Linked DNA regions of Mus musculus: region 2 is linked to region 1. A link is a loop called in an ENCODE intact Hi-C map of the cell type or tissue named here. Cell type or tissue: left cerebral cortex. All regions are shown on one strand.

Evidence for each region. A loop is a pair of places that touch in the nucleus more often than their neighbours do. Peaks named below come from ENCODE experiments on the same cell type or tissue, not always from the same donor. Only the 100,000 strongest peaks of a DNase experiment are listed, where the experiment ranks them.
Region 2: a loop joins it to region 1, with 6 times the contacts of the local background. A loop is called at or near these places in 4 of 42 quality-filtered maps.

What each region holds. Positions count from the first base shown.
Region 1 is chr13:52,441,115-52,449,114 of GRCm38, reverse strand. No RefSeq gene overlaps it. Among named protein-coding and RNA genes, the nearest start is that of Diras2, 86 kb to the left of the region's middle. In left cerebral cortex, no CTCF peak of the experiment used is centred here; DNase peaks (open chromatin) are centred at 2,750, 3,386, 6,925, 7,301 and 1 more place; H3K27ac peaks cover 1,441 bases.
Region 2 is chr13:52,498,020-52,506,019 of GRCm38, reverse strand. Diras2 (DIRAS family, GTP-binding RAS-like 2) reads left to right here. Exons shown (of 2, transcript NM_001024474.2): 2 at 1-1,645. Among named protein-coding and RNA genes, the nearest start is that of Diras2, 29 kb to the left of the region's middle. In left cerebral cortex, no CTCF peak of the experiment used is centred here; DNase peaks (open chromatin) are centred at 3,003 and 4,173; H3K27ac peaks cover 437 bases.

The DNA.
Region 1 (8,000 bases):
GTCACACGCACGTGTGAAATCATCCTCTTCCTGGCCACCGTCCTAGAAGACTTCACTTCTGCATAGGCAAAAAATGCAAATGTGCCCTTCATTTAAATACTGTGAACTTTAATGAAATTTGAGGATGTACATGCAAAACAGCAGAACTTAAATTCGATTATTGAAACGTTTCATATCTGTGACATGGTTTTTAACTTGTTACAGGTATTACTGGACATGGGAAGGAGAGGCATTTTTTTTATTTTATTGAAATTTCTAACGTTTATATTATTAGTCTGATTAATATACCTTAACTAGAGACATTTAAAAGTGTTAATGTGGTGTTTATTCGTTCCTGGACATTTGTAGAGGTTCAAAGGACAAAATGCCCCTCCAACATGGCTCTTCCTGCTGTCCCAGGAACCCACTACCGCTTTCCTATGTTCTGGCTCCCACATGTGTTGCCTACTGGGGTGGGCTGGTTGGAAAAAGCAGCCTAATGTTTGATTCTTTCAGAACAGTCTATTCAGTGATGCTGTCAAAGAAAAAAAAATACTCCTGCATTTGCTAATATGGTGGTGTGGTTTGAATGTGATGTGTCCTTCAACAGTGTTTGAACTCTTGATCCCTGGGTAGAGTGCCCTTTTGGAAGGTCATGGAACTTTTAGTAGGTAGAAACGAGTCACTGGGTAGTGTGGGCCCTGACATTTTATAGCCTCTCTCCCTGTATGCTGCTCCCTGTCTCTGCTTCCTGACTATCTACACAGTGCATCCAGTTGCCCCATGCTCCTTCTGCTATGCCTTCCCTACCATACTGGACTATACCACCAAACTTGGAGCCAGAATTAACTCCCCCTTAAGTAGGTTTTTGTCAGTTGGTCATAGCACTGTGGGAAATAAGTACTGCAGACAGCAAGGATGATGTCATTCAGTCTGCAGTCGGGGCCAAGCTATGGCCGTAGTGGAGAAAGCTGAGTAGCAGAGACAGACAACAGCCAAGGGTGTGGAAGGAGGGCCGCCAGCGGATGAAAAATTACTGAGAGGAGACACCAGGAATAGCGGTTCTATCAACTGAATGATTGGGATTTTCAAAATCACGAGAGCATGAGCAGGAATTATGACTGTCCTGGCAAGAAGGATATTTTACAGGGAGATGCTGATAATACCAGACTATGGGCATAACACACTTCAAAGAGTTAAATTCTCCCAGGAATCTCATGCGGAGGACCCCCATAAAAGATAGGCTGCAGCCAAGACAATGGTGGGTGGGACCAAGGTCGCTAAGTTATTCATACTTCTGCCTCTGTGTTTAAACCCAAACCTCAGGACAAGACCTTAAAGATGGCGGTGGGACTCGCTGGGCCTCCTTATTTGTTTGTAGTCACGTAGATAACACATTCTTCGAAGCTTCTATTTAGTTTCTTCCTTTTGTGCTCATGCGTCGGTTTTGATTTTATGATTTTTGTTTTAAACCGTAGATACATTGCAGAGCCAAATGGGAAGGTGTGACTTTCCTTCTCTCTGCGTGCAGAAGGAGGAAAAGGAAATGGATGTAGTTGAGCAGATAGCACTGATGGAGAGCAGGTAGGTCCACACGGATCAGTGTTGTGGGTCCTTCCGAGGGAAAGGGATACATTCACTGTAGCATGAAGGTGTTTCTAGCCTGAGGAGCAGAGCCTGCACATCCACAGCGAAAGCCACAATCTCCTCAAATTAATAAAAAAATACAACGGCACAGGGTTATAAATTTTAAAAATGTAAAATATTAGGTTTAAATTTTTTAAAAAATGTGTGTATGCATGTGCATGTGTGCATGTGTGTGCATATGTGTATATGTGTGGGCCTTTGTATTTGCACATGTGAGTGCATATTGCATGCATGTCTGTGTGTATTCATGTGTGTGCATGTGTGTATGTGTATCTATATGCTTATGCATGCACGTGTGTGCATGTGGGTATGTGTGTGGGTGTGCATGCATGTTTCTGTGTGTGCATGTATGTGCACATGTGCATGTGTATGCATGTGTGTGCATGTATGCCATAGCATAACTCAATGGGCTGTGGCTATGGATCTATGGCTCAGTTAATGGAGGGTTTGCCTTAGATTTCACAAGGCATGGGCTTGAACCTTAGCATCACATACACCACGTATGGTGACTCATGACAGTAATCTTAGCACTTGAGAGGCAGAGCTATGAGAATTAGATGTTCATACGTTCACAGTCATCCTCAGTTACATAGAGAGTGGGAGACCAGTTGCAGATATATGATAGCTTTTCTCAAAACAAACCAAAAATAAAAACAACCCTGATTCCCCTTCCCATCCCCATGCAAACCAAACTACAACAAGGAAACCCGTAACACAGAGGGGAGGGCCAAAAGAAGCCTGGACCCCCGTCATCCTAAGAAAAAAGTAATTCCACTTATATGCTACAGTAGCTGCAGTAACATTGCCAAGACACCAGACATCAATGCAGGGAAGCTTCTCTCAGAGAAGTCAGATGTGAGTGTCTAACACAGGGAGGAGTTCAAGTAGGTCACATGTATTGGGTTGCCTGCTTAAAGCAGGTCTCCTCTGGCCCAACTCTTGGTGTTTTCAGGAGGAGGGAGGGGTGAGGGAGGGCTCCCTTTGGACTCAACTCCTATTTTTGTAAAGCATTAATCCTGTTCATGAGGGCTTCACTCTCTCAGTCTAGTCGGGCTCGAATCCCAGCTTCAGAAAGCATCACCACCGAGAATTTCAATTTGGAAACATTTGCAACGGGGACCTGAATGTCAATCACAGCGGTAACCATTGTGTGTGGTTTGCAGAAAGAAGGCTTGAATCTAGGTTCCAGTGGTAAAGGTGTGTGGCTCACAGAGGAAGCAATGGAGAGTGTTTGGAAATGAAATTCAGGCAAAAATCCCTGGCAGCAGCTCTGTCCTGCACCCAGAGGTCAGCAAGAAAGTCTGGAGGAGGGATGAGGCTCTGGTGGTCCAGTGTTCACTTAGCCTGCAGGGAAACAAACTCTGCATCCCCATACTGGATAAACCCGGACTGGTGAATCTCAGAAATCCCGAGCAGGGGGCAGGAGGATCAAGAGTTTAAGTCAATCCTGGTTAAATAAGAGGCTCAAATCAGCTTGGGATACATGAGATTCTGACCTAGAGAGAGAGAGAGAGAGAGAGAGAGAGAGAGAGAGAGAGAGAGAGAGAGAGGAGGGAAAGAGGGAGGGAGGAGAGAAGGAGGGAGGGAGGAGGGATAAGGGATAAGGGATGAGGGAGAGCATAAAGCAGCCTCCTGAGTAGTTGCTGGAGCTCAGAGGGAACCACTAGACCTAAAAATAAGGACCAAACCGAGAGAAGCCCGGGGGCGGTGGGGGGAGAGGGAGGAAGTGGAAGACTGGTAATTTTCTCTTAGTCATAACGGAGCCAACAGATGCTCCGTGAGAGCGCTAGATTCAGAAAGAGGAGTGAGTATAACACGAAGAATTATAAAAAGAACGGCTACAAAAGCAGAATCCATGACTCCCAGAGTCCCCACGGGAGAACCGCAGCTCACACAGCCACACAACACCAACTGAAATAGCTAGTCTAGGTGGGCAGAAGGCAGAAAATAGTGGGGTCTCAGGATGGGGTGATATGTCAAGTCAACTTAGGCGCTCTGTGGCTGAGTAAAATAGAATCATCTCATCTATTAAAAAATACATGATAAAGGAAGCCTGATGGGAAAAAAATGAAGTCAGTAAAAGAGGTAAAAGTAAGGATCATACAATATTTCCCTGGGTGGGGGAGGGGAGCAGACAAGAGGCTCAGGAAAATCAAAACATGGACACATGGGGCTGGGAGATAGCTCAGTGGTTAAGGGCAATGACTCCTTTTCCACAGGATCGGGGTTCAATTCCTAACACCTATATGGTGGCTCACAGCCATTTGTTGTTGAGGAAAGTAGTGATTTACAAGCAAAGATCCTAAAGGCTCAGCAGGCTCCAAAACGAAGACAGTTTTCATAGATGGAAAAGGGAGAGACAAGAGAGAGGGGGAGCTTTGCTTACCCCAAATCTGCATCCATGGAGTTTGTCACCCACCCATCTAGTTATCCCTCTCCGTCCAAAGAATGGGAGGGGCAGGAGGTTTCTGTTGGATTTTCTCGTCCATCTTTCCCGAGTCTTACCTGTGAACAGTCCCATATAGGCATCCACTAAGAGTGCTGTTGACATGCAAGTGAAACTTAAGGTATCGGTGTGATAACCATCAGGTTCTGGTTGTGGCAGTGGGTAGTTCAAGAGGACAGAAGTACAGATTACCGGAAACTCCGGTGTTTTAGCCCTGGAAAGATGGACAAGGAGGCAACACGGTGGGATCCCAGAGGGGAGTTCAAGACCCGCCTCTTGCCCGAGCTAGTATCTCGCCGGCAAGAATTCACTCGGACAACCGGATCCTTCTACGGCAAAGCTTTTATTGCTTCAACATAAGGAAGACCCCGAACCCGGAAAATGGTGCTGCTTATATAGCCCGCAGAGTGACGTTTCAGCACCTGATGTGGCGTGACAGCACCTGATTAGTTGCTTGCCCATCACCCCATTACTACGCCCCGAGATGGACAGTGACTGGGCGTGAATTTACTCTTGCACTTGCGCATAAGGCTTGTTTACTAGTTAGGCGCAGTGGAAGCCAGCGCCGTCTTATAATGGCGATTGCTCAAGGCACAGCTCTCCACACCCGCCACCAGAGACAGACAGCATGACGGCAGGGTGTCTCCAAAGACAACCAGAGCCCAAGTGCTAGAAGGTGGTTCCATCCTTTTATCCCTTGAAGGTGGGTGGTGAGGGCAGGCTTCACAGCCAGAGTCTGCAGCCAGGCTCTCTGGGTGGGAGGCAGGGAAAGAAGTGGGGAGCCGTAAGTAAGTGACTGGTGCCTCTACCTCCCCATAAATACCTTCTGATTTTACCTCACATCCCAGGTGAGAAATTCTGTCTGCCATGCCTGTCAGCATCTGTGGAAGGGGCATACTCCTCCAGTGCCTGTCAGCATCTGTAGGAGGGGTGGGCTCCTCCAGTGCCTGTCATTAGCAGTGACTAGATTCTGAGGTGCTGTCCTGTTCTTACCATTAGTCAGTGGGAGAAGAGTACTTTCTCAGCACCTGGAAACCTCTTGGAGTTGCTCTTCTTTCTCATATGGGTTTAACTGGGCCTGACTATCACCATCTCGAGCTGAACCGCTGCTATTGCCCTGGGTGGCCCTGATTTCTTTTTGGTTTTCCAGCATATTGTAAATAAAGCTAACCTCACAGCTAGGATACTGACTGGGCCAATCCTCTGTAGAGCTTGTGCAGCCAGCAATGACTGCTGTGTGTTCATGAGTGTGATGGCCTTGTCATGCCCAGATGACACTACCACATAACCTGCCCCCCGATCTCTGGCTTTTACTGGCTTTCCCTGTTTTTCTCTGTTATGGTCCTGGAGCCTTGTGGAGGAGTGATACAGAGCTTCATTTAGGATTGAAGACTTGTCAGTCACCATTCTCTGGCATGTATTATTATTATTTTTTTTTTTTACTAACTTCATCTCTGAGTGTAGCAATCATTCTTCAAATATCCAAGGATATAATAGTTTAAAGTAACTACAAATTCAATACATTGCATGATTTTTTTTTCTACCAGGAATTTAGGCAATGCTCTGTTTGGTAGTTCATTCAGCTCATGTGATATGGTGTGATGTGATGTGTGTACACGCGTGCGCCAACATTTACCACATCACTGGTACCCCAATTTAGGTGATGTCTGAGTCTACTTTGTTTTGACACCAAAAAAAAAAAAAATGATCTGAGACTGAATGGTTTTATAAAGAAAATAGGCTACTGAGTTCAAAATTCTGGGAGTTAAAGGTCCAAGTTCAGGTTTCCTCATCAGGTTGGTCATGAAGGTTTTCTGAGAACCTTACTTATCACACAGCAGGAAGATGCTGAAGAAGCAGCAAGTACCGTGATGTCTGGTACTGGCCGACATGTTGACAGGATCTAGAAGCACCCAGGAGACAAACCTCTGGACATGCCTGTGAGGTAGTTAACTGAGGTAAGACTCGAGGTGAATATGGGTGGTACCATCCTGTGGGCTAGAGTCCTGAAGTGAGTACAAGGAGAGAGGGGGCTAAGCACCAGTATTTGTCTCTTTGCTTCCTGACTGTAGATGCAATGTGACCAGCTGCCCCAAGCTTGTGCCAGCCACCATGCCTTCTTCCATGGGTAGATGAGTGCCTGTGATTGTGAGCCAAAGAAAACCCCTCTATCTTTATCTTGCCCTTGTCAGTCATTTTGTTACATTGATGAGATAAACAATACATACACATGGTAAGAGGGGGAGCAAGAGAGCCAGTGATGGGAACCCATCTTGCTTTCCAAGCCCCACTTACACCCAGAATGGTCCCAAGGTACCCGATCCCTCTGCACAAGATGGGCGTTGATCTCCTCCAAGGTTGATACTCCAAATGACCTCACCAGTCCCCAATTGGCCTCCTCCTGGTGCTGCTACACTTGGACCAAGCTCCCAAGAAATGGCACTTTGAGGGATATATTTGACAAACCGTGGTAGCTGACACTTGTTGGCAGCTCCTTAAGACATGCATGCACTCTGAGAGTTCATCCGTGACCCCTTCCAGGATCCAGGAAGCGTTCAGCATTTCTCTGCTAAAATAAAGTCTTCCCTTTCTGCTAGGCCTCATGAAGAAAACCTATGTCCTCTTAAGCTGGCCACAATCTCCACCATCATAGAATGGCAGTCTGTAGGACATATTCATACACTGTGTGTCCTGATCCTACATTATCCTCAAGTTCTCCAAGCAAGCAGCATCTTCCTGGCTCCTTCCTGGCTGTTCTCCTTGCTGGAGTCAGCCACAACTTTGAGAACTCCTTAGGTAAGGCACACACTCGTCTTTATGTAGACAGAGAGAATCCTCTCAGGTTCCTCCAACATCCATCTCTGCCCTGACTCAGCCTCTTTCGTCTCATTCAGAGACAGAAGGGATACGCTTGGTCTAGCACCAGGGAATCACCATAACAAGTTTGCTTTTTAATAATGCCCCTGGAGTCTTTCTTCCTCAGCCAAAGCAGAGATAAAATTTCCATGAAGTTTTGAAAAATTATGAATATGGTTGCTAGTTATATTAATATAAGAGAGAAAAAATTTTTTTCAGCCATGCAGACTTCAGAGATGCTGGGTCTTTATAACCATATATGAACTTTTAATACCTCCCTTAGCTGACACTTAGCACACACTGTGGGTGGTACAGTCTCTGTATTCCATAAATACACAGAATCAAGGGAGCATAAGATGCAGCCTGTGGAGCGGAGCATATTTAGGTTAGACTGTTAAATCTGACACTGCTGGTTTTGTGATCTCAACTCATGCAAGGTATATTAAAATTCCTCAGCTGACTGCTCTCATAGATTAAGTTGGGAAAAATCTCAAACACCTCCTCAGAATTAAATCGTGTCAGTATGGAAAGTCTACTTAGTGATTAATACAGGATTACTTCCTCTTAACGTAACAAGGATCATAACGAGAGATGGCATTTGCTTGAGTTCTCTTATGTGACTAGCTAAAAACTGCTTTGAAAGCTGTACTGTAAGGATTAGCTGGTGATGGACCATCCTAATGTGTGGGGCAAAAACGTCTCCACTGGTGTACTTCAGCTCCACCATTTTAACTGTAACTTTCTGCAGCAATCGCAGATGCGTTCTTGATCCCAAAAGGTCTGTGACGCTGGGGAGAATCTACAGTCCCTCTACACGTCATCAAAGTTTTCATCAATTTCCAAACTTACCCCCAACCGTCCACCCCTTGAAACCTTCCTGCCGGTTGTCGTAGTACTTTACAGAATTAGACATTTCCTATTGTACTGCCCAATCTGTCCATCAGATTCAGCTAATTTACTGCAATTATGTCTTCCAATGGGTGTTCAAGGAGACCTCATTTTTTTGAGGGAGGTGATAAAGTTTTCGAGTATCAAAAGGCCACACTAGCAAAACCACTTAAACCATTTAATC
Region 2 (8,000 bases), 57 kb before region 1:
CAGACCTCTATAATTCAGTCTGGCCCTCTCTGCTCTGCCAATCATAACTCACCCTGGTGATGTGCTGAGGGCCAGGGAGTTCCCTCAGAAAACCGTATGCCTCAGCAATCTTACCATCTCCTTAGACCTCTAGAACAAAACCCTTGGGGTTATCTGGGCAAGCAGCCACACTGAGAAATGAGGAAGCCCAGGAACCAAGCAAGAAGAGCCTGGAGCCCTTGTGCCCCATCCAAACCCACTCTGAGTCTCTTCTATCTTCCCCATTTGTTCCCAGTGGCCATTCTCTATCACAGTGAGATGGAGTTATGGAATTTTCTAGAATGTCTTCAATTTGTTGTTCCATTTCTCCTCTCAGAGAAAACATATCACCTTGTCGTTTAGATTTGGGGAACAGCGAGGGAAAGACCACTGCTCTGTGGATGATGTGACACATACGTTATCTACACATCATATAGGATATATATATATATATATATATATATTTATGGCGATCCCTTTACAGTAAAATCCTGTCTGTCCTACCGACTGTCACCGTGCTTCAGACACAAGCATTGTGCCCCATGATTCCCTGTTTCCAGTGACCGCACATCAGGGTTCTTTCAGCCCTGTATGTCAGTTTCCATATTCCTAAGTGTTTCAGTCTTCATTGACACGAGGATCTTGCTATAGCTCCATCCACAGTCTTTGCTCCTCTCTATGCTGTCTGTGAGTTTAGAGGGTGGGAGGTGAAGCCTCCCTCCTTGGGCTTCATTTTGACACTACATTCTATAGATTGAGCCGAACACTGGGTAGCTATCTTAACATCACCTTTGGCAAACTTCCCTCTGACTCAGGGGCTGAGGACACAGTACTATCGGGCCAGTGGCTTTCAGCTTTGCTTTGGTCCCAGCCCAAGTCATGAAGCTGAGACTCTTGGTAATATCCTACATTGCACATGGGACTGGAAACTTCTGACCCAGCCTCAGCTCATTATAAAACTTGAAAACTTGCTTTGAAGATGGCACTCTGGGGTTAAGCACGGGACTCCATGAGCTCCCTAATCCCCACTGGTCCCCTCTCCATTCAGTGACAAGCCATGGGCAGGCATCTAATGCATCAAGTCCAACACAAGAGCAATATCCAATTGTCCACTAGATCTAAAATTATATATATATTATGTAATTTATCTTCCTGCACTTTTGAAGCATAAAGTAGTAAATTGTACATATATATCTCTATATATCAATATGCTAGTATATCGGTTTCACTCTTTGTAACATTCTTTGTAGAAGAAGATGTACTAAATATTTTAAAATTGCGCTGTGATATTCCTCCCTACCCCAAGTTTGTAACGTGTCGCTCCTACTCAAGCTGTTTGGAAACACCCAAAGCCAAAGGGGCATATGGAACTCCTATAGGAAGGACACCTCCTGGGATTCAGTGGCCCACAAAGACCTTGTGTCAATCAAGCATCTGTGATCAGAGTGATCATTGGCATGTGAGACGCCGGCACATGCTTCCACTGCAGCCCTTGCTGTTTCGGTTCCATTTCTGGGTGTGTCTAACTACTCTGTGGTTACGAGGATCACCTTGTATAAGGTTCTAGTGGCAGCGATGGCCCCAGTCCATGGAACCAGTTACAATAAAGCTCAGTTACAGCACCCTGGTTGGAGTTTGTTTTTTTTTTCTTTTGTTTATGTGTGTGTGTGTGCATGGACCTGTGGAGGTGAGAGGTTAACATCAGGTGTCATGTCTCAGGAGCCAACTATTTTGTTGTTATTGTTGTCGTCATTGTTGTTTTGAGACAGTGTCTATCACCGGGACATGGGGATTGCTGATTGCACTAGTGTGGCTGGCTAGAGAGCCCCAAGGATCATCCTATATCCCTCACCCTGTTACCCAGGCCCAACTTTTTAAACCACAACAATGAAAAAACCTATGGGCTCTGGATTCAGATTCAGGGTCTCATGTTTGCATAGCTTTCATATTAACAAGCAGCTATCCCTTCTGCCTCAGGACCTCTTAAACACACACACACACACACACACACACACACATACACACACATACATATATCAGAATGAAAACAAGATAATGTTTTCAAGTCTAAATTGATGAGTTTCAAATGCTAGGGAATGACATACACACACACACACACACACACACACACACACACACACACACACACATATACATGATATACATATACAGATTATTAGGATTATTAGGAGATATATATTTTACTCAAGCCACACACACACTGTGGCATGACATAGAGAGCTACAGAGAGTCAGGTTACCCCATGCATCGTCTGGGTTTTTATGTGGCTGTCTGAAGATCTAAACTCGGGTCTTTGCACTTTGCTGACTAAGTCATCTGTCCAGCCCTGCACTTCAGATGTTTAAGGGTTGATCTGGCTGCCATGGTGTGGACCTGCTGCTCTGCCAGCCCCAGCCACATGGCCTTGGGGGAATTAAAGGTTCTGAGCCTGTATTGGACAGTAACAAGCTCCCCTGGAGGGTTCCTGGGAAATTTTCCTCGTTGCTCCTGGCCCTGGGTGGAAGTAGGGGCTGATGCCTCAGGCATGGACAGGGGAGGGAGAAGGAAGGTGAGACACCGACTAATCAGCAAGGAAACCAGTTCTGCACACTCGCTTCCTTCAGGTAATTAAATAAGGACAAACCCCCTAGCAATTGCTTCTGGACTTGGGTTCTGCCACCTGTCCATTCTTCTTACTCCACAGACTGTTAAATAAAGCCTGCTTTTTAAAAAATCCAGTAAACAGACCAGAAATGATAGTCCTGACTCTGCTGCTGACCGAGTGACTGTGGTTGGCTTCTACTCTGTGCTTCTGCAGAAGGGGCATGAATCTGCAGGGTGGGCATGGGATTCATTTAATGCAATACCCAAAGCGCTGGGTGCTGGCTTGCCACATCTGAGCCTTCCGTGGAAGCAAGCATACATATGATAGGGAAGGTCTGCAGTGCAGAATTTGTTCTGTGCAAATACAAAGGTGCAGAAACTTTCCCATTTTAGAAGTCTTTTGAACAGCTTTTTGGTCATGCTGTCTGCACTCCATGCCTTCCAGTTCCCGTCTGCCTTTCAACCCGCCCTCCCCATTTCACAATCAATGATGCTTTATCCAGCCTTTCCTATCTATGAGTGGGTCCCATTGGTTTCCCCAGAGTGTAAAGATATTCTGGTTGCTATTTATCAGACTCCCCTGAGCAGATGAAGTGTTACAAAGGGATCTAGACTCAGGAGCATCCCATCCCAGCATCAAGAGATGTCCTTCCAGTCTTAATTATATAAGATGCATGCACACACACACACACACACACACACACACACACACACACACACACAGAGAGAGAGAGAGAGAGAGAGAGAGAGAGAGAGAGAGAGAGAGACATACACATACATGCACACACTTGTAGGCATGTCTGACAGCATGGAGGTTCATGTATTCCTAGATGGCAAGACACTATTTTCACACTAGTCATCTCCAGGCATCATTGGTGACTTAATCAAAGAAGACTTAAATTAGACTTACAAAACCAAGACTACATATGTACACATATATTATATGCATATTCACACACACACACACACATACATCACACACACATCACATGAACAAAATGTTTTAATGGAAAAGTTTCCCTGCTAGAGCTTAATTAAGCCAAGTAAGGACTTAGATTCCCCAGAACACTCAGAGAATTGAAGACTCCTCTTAATTGAGTTTTTTTTTTCCTAATCACCTTTGAGTAAATGAGCCTTGCAATGTGTTTGGAACAGGGCCGCTGATTCCTGTTGGAGGTAGTACACAGCCTTTTCAGGGAGAGAGAGAGAGAGAGAGAGAGAGAGAGAGAGAGAGAGAGAGAGAGAGAGAGAATGAATGAATAATCTTAGGACTATGGCTGAGGCAGAGTCATCTGCCAAATCCTTCAACTATGGTTGGAAATGATGAAGCATCTCTTTAAATTGAAGAAGCCCACCAACTACATAACAGCCCTGCGCTGTCCCCGAGTGTGCCTTCCACATGCAACATCCTCCAGAGAAAGAGATTCTCCAGGCCAGAAGCTGGAGATGGCACCCAGCCAGCCAGCATCAAAACCCAAGCCTTCTTTTCCTTTTCTGGCTGCCAGGCTGGGCTTTCCACTAATGGACGAGGACTCATCTCCGGCACGTGGTCTGGGATCGCTCTGCTGGGATCTGTCTTTTTTAGGTCACATTTTTACTGCTTCTCGTTACACTCCAAACTCCGGGCTGTCTGCTTCCATTCACACATAGCCCAAAATAGCAGCTCTCAGGAAGCACTAAATATAGGAAGCTTCAGACTGCCATTTACCTTCCCATTAAAGAAGCCTTCCTTTTGAGTTCTCTGTGGAGATGGCGTGTGGTGGGCTCCTGCTCCCAGTGCAAGAGCAGACTTCCCCCTCCTCATGCCAAAATTACCCTTGCTCCAGATACTGGGTCAGCCAGGACCGAGGGACATAAGTGAGGGATGGAGTCTTCCTGAAGGTCCTTACCCTCCGTCAGCAGCAGCAGAGACTGTAATGGGCATTGGGTGTCATCCCCCAGAAGGCCCATGAAGTAGAAATCTCCTAGATAAGAGCTGGGGGTGATGGTGGTGGTGAGATTTTTTTTTTTAGTAGGGTATGGTTATGAGGGTCTCCTTGTCTGACAACCCAGGGGACCTGGGGATTTTTGTCTGTATTTTTCCAGCTTGGTTACAGGTAATGGAGTCACAGTAGACAGCCCACAGGCAGAAGGCAACAAGAGAAGAATGACTGTTGGGTAGGTCATTATTCCATAGGGGAGCTTTGCAGGATCCCTGGCTTTATCCTACCACTCTACTGCTTTCTTTGGCATTGTTAACGTGGTCATCTCCTCATCTGCTGGAAAAGAGCATCAGCTATAGAACTCACAGGTCCCAACTCAAATTCCTAATTCCTATTCTGGAAGGGTGAGAATGGGCAACACAGCAGACTGTCCACTCATTATCTGCTTTATCGTCTCTGTGCACAAAACCATGTGAGTGTGGGCCACACCTCCTCCTTATCTGCAAATTCTGCATGCTGAATATTCAATACAAAATCTAGTCACAGTGACACACACCTGTAATCCAGGCGCTTGGGGGATAAGGCAGGGGGGGGGTCATCAATTGGAGGCCAGTGTGAGCTACACAGAGTGAGACCCTGTCTCAAAATTACATCCTGAGAGAAAGAGAGAGAGAGAGAGAGAGAGAGAGAGAGAGAGAGAGAGAGAGAGAGAGAATGGTCTGCTCATGTGTGCCATCCAGACTCTCCCCTATATGGATAGTGCTGCCCACTTGGAAGGGACTCTTGCATAACCAGTTCTTTGACCTAGTATGCAAGCATCTCCTGAAAGCATTTTTACAGACACCCCAAGAGGACTATATTCCCAACCCTTTCAGCATCTCTCAATCTGGTCAAAATATCATCACAGCTGGAAACTCAAATTGTTTTTCTGTTAGATTGTACCCACCTAGAATCCATAATTTTTTTTCCATTTTTATTAGGTATTTAGCTCATTTACATTTCCAATGCTATACCAAAAGTCCCCCATACCCACCCACCCCCACTCCCCTACCCACTCACTCCCCCTTTTTGGCCCTGGTGTTCCCCTGTACTGGGGCATATAAAGTTTGCTAGAATCCATAATTTTAACTGAGATATTCGTTTATAAAGAAAAGTCAGAAGTCAATGTAGAGTAGGATACGGGACACCCTAGGTGTGAGAATAAGAAACAGGACCTCATGTAGTAAGACAAGGCTGGCACCTGCATGCGGGCCACTCCTCTCATTGTGGCACATTGCATACCCACTAGGCTTCAGTTATTTCCAGTTTCTACACAATATCCATTTGCTGTGGATTTAGACAAGACCAGAAGGACAAAGTCTCATGAACTTTTGAGTCTTGCTGCAGGAGGTTTTGTTGAATATGGTCTTGAGGGCAAGAGGATTCCTATCCAGAAGGTAGAAGAAAAGTAGCTTAGTTCCTTGTTAATGAAAGGAATGATGGAGTAGGGATGTAGCTCAGTTAATAGGATGCTTGCCAAGTGTTAAAACCCCTGTATTCTATCCCCAGTACTGGTAAACTGGGTGGAGTCGTGAATGTAATCCCAAGATTCAGGAGGATCCAAAACCCAAGGTCATCCTCCAAGGCCTAGGGAGTTTGAGGCCTGATTAGTCTACATGACAGCCTGTCATAGAAAATCAATAAAAACCAGAAAAGGCAGGGGAGAGGTAGGGCAGTTGAAGGTAGGAAGTTCTGGGGTAGCTGATGTTGGAATCATGCTCAGGGCAGACAGGGATTCTAAATGCTAAAGCTTGTCACCATGGCAATTAGTCAAAGGATGGTTAGGCTGTTATTCAAAAGAAGAGTCCTAGATTATGTGAAGGAATAGACACTCAGCTTCCACATCATCTAATTCTGCAAGGCAATGTAATTAAATGCCACTTAAAGTTTTGCATATAATATCTATTTCATTGTGAAGCATGGAGGGAACAGTATGAACCCAGCTAGGAGCCATGGGTAGTCTGTCAAAGTCTGAGAAAGCTTGATTTCTAGTTCTTCTTTCCCTACAACCAAAAGAAACAAGGCATAGGAATGAGGAAAGTGATCAAATACTATGTTGTTGTCATTGCCCTGACCAAAGACTTGACAAGAAACAGTTTAAAGGGTGAAGGGTTTATCTGGACTTACAGTTAGGAGTGATACAGACCATGGGAGGGAAGGTGTGTTCATTTGCAGAAGAAGAGAGTTGGTCACATCACATCTGAAGTCAGGAAGCAGACTAAGTCAGGAAGTGCATCTAAGAAATGTGGCCATACTATCAACTCCTCTTCCTCCAGTAAGGCTCTACCTCTTAAAAGTTCCACAACCTTCCAATTCAGGGCCAGCAGCTGGAGACCAGATGATCAAATACAGCAGCCATTGGGGGAGCACTTCATCTTCAAACTTCAGCAGATACAAAGACCAGAGATAACATGCAAGACCTTTTATAAATAAGGAGAATAATAACCAAGGATTTAATATATTATCCTTGTTCAGCTCACATCTGGGCAACTTGTGAACTTAGGTCTCACCCAACAAGAGAGATAAGATGCCTGGAAACTTGGCTGACTACTTACTTAGTGCTAATGAAGTCATGGTTATTGGAAGAGAATCTACAATCAATAATCTATATAATCTCTAGCAATAATCTATAAACTGATAAGTGTGGTCTTCACCCCTCATCAAGGAAACATCTCTCAACAGATGGAAACATTGTAGAAAACCACAGGCTATATCACTTTTACCAAGTGCTATCTGTCCTTCTTTCAGTCTACTTCACGCATTACCACTGAATGGAACTTTCTTCATCTTGAGGAAACTTCAGTAGTCATCATTTTTAAGGAATTGCATGAATAGATGGTCCTTTGTTATTAAATTTCTCTTATCAGCCTTTGAATGTCAGTGGGATCTGTAGTGATGGCTGCTCTCTTATTTTTATGTTGTGTCATGTAGCTATTTCCGCTGGATTGAAACATTCTAGGCAGAAGGAAGGGGCCTTATAAGACTCAGGAAATTCACAAAACTTACATGGCCTAAGAAACTCAGAAAGTTACAAGATTTGCAAGGCCCCTCCCCGATGATATTAAAGTATTTATAACTTCTGAGAGAAGGAGACTGACTCATCAGTACAGCCAACTGCAAGTTAGGCACATCTTTTCTGGTTTCTCAGCCAAACTTCCCTGGGTCTTTGAGTAATACAACTTTACTTGATTCACCCCTGCTCCTGTAAATACCCCCACGTGGTAGTTTTAATGAGAATGGCTCCCATAATCTTTTATACGTTAACATTTGGTCCCCAGTTGGTGGAACTGATTGGGAAAGATTAGGAGATAAAGCCTTGTTGGAGGAGGTGTGTTACTGGGGACAAACTTTGAGGCTACAGAAAAATCTGGCTGTCATTCTTAGTGTTCTTTCTCCCTGCCTTCTACTTATGGAGCT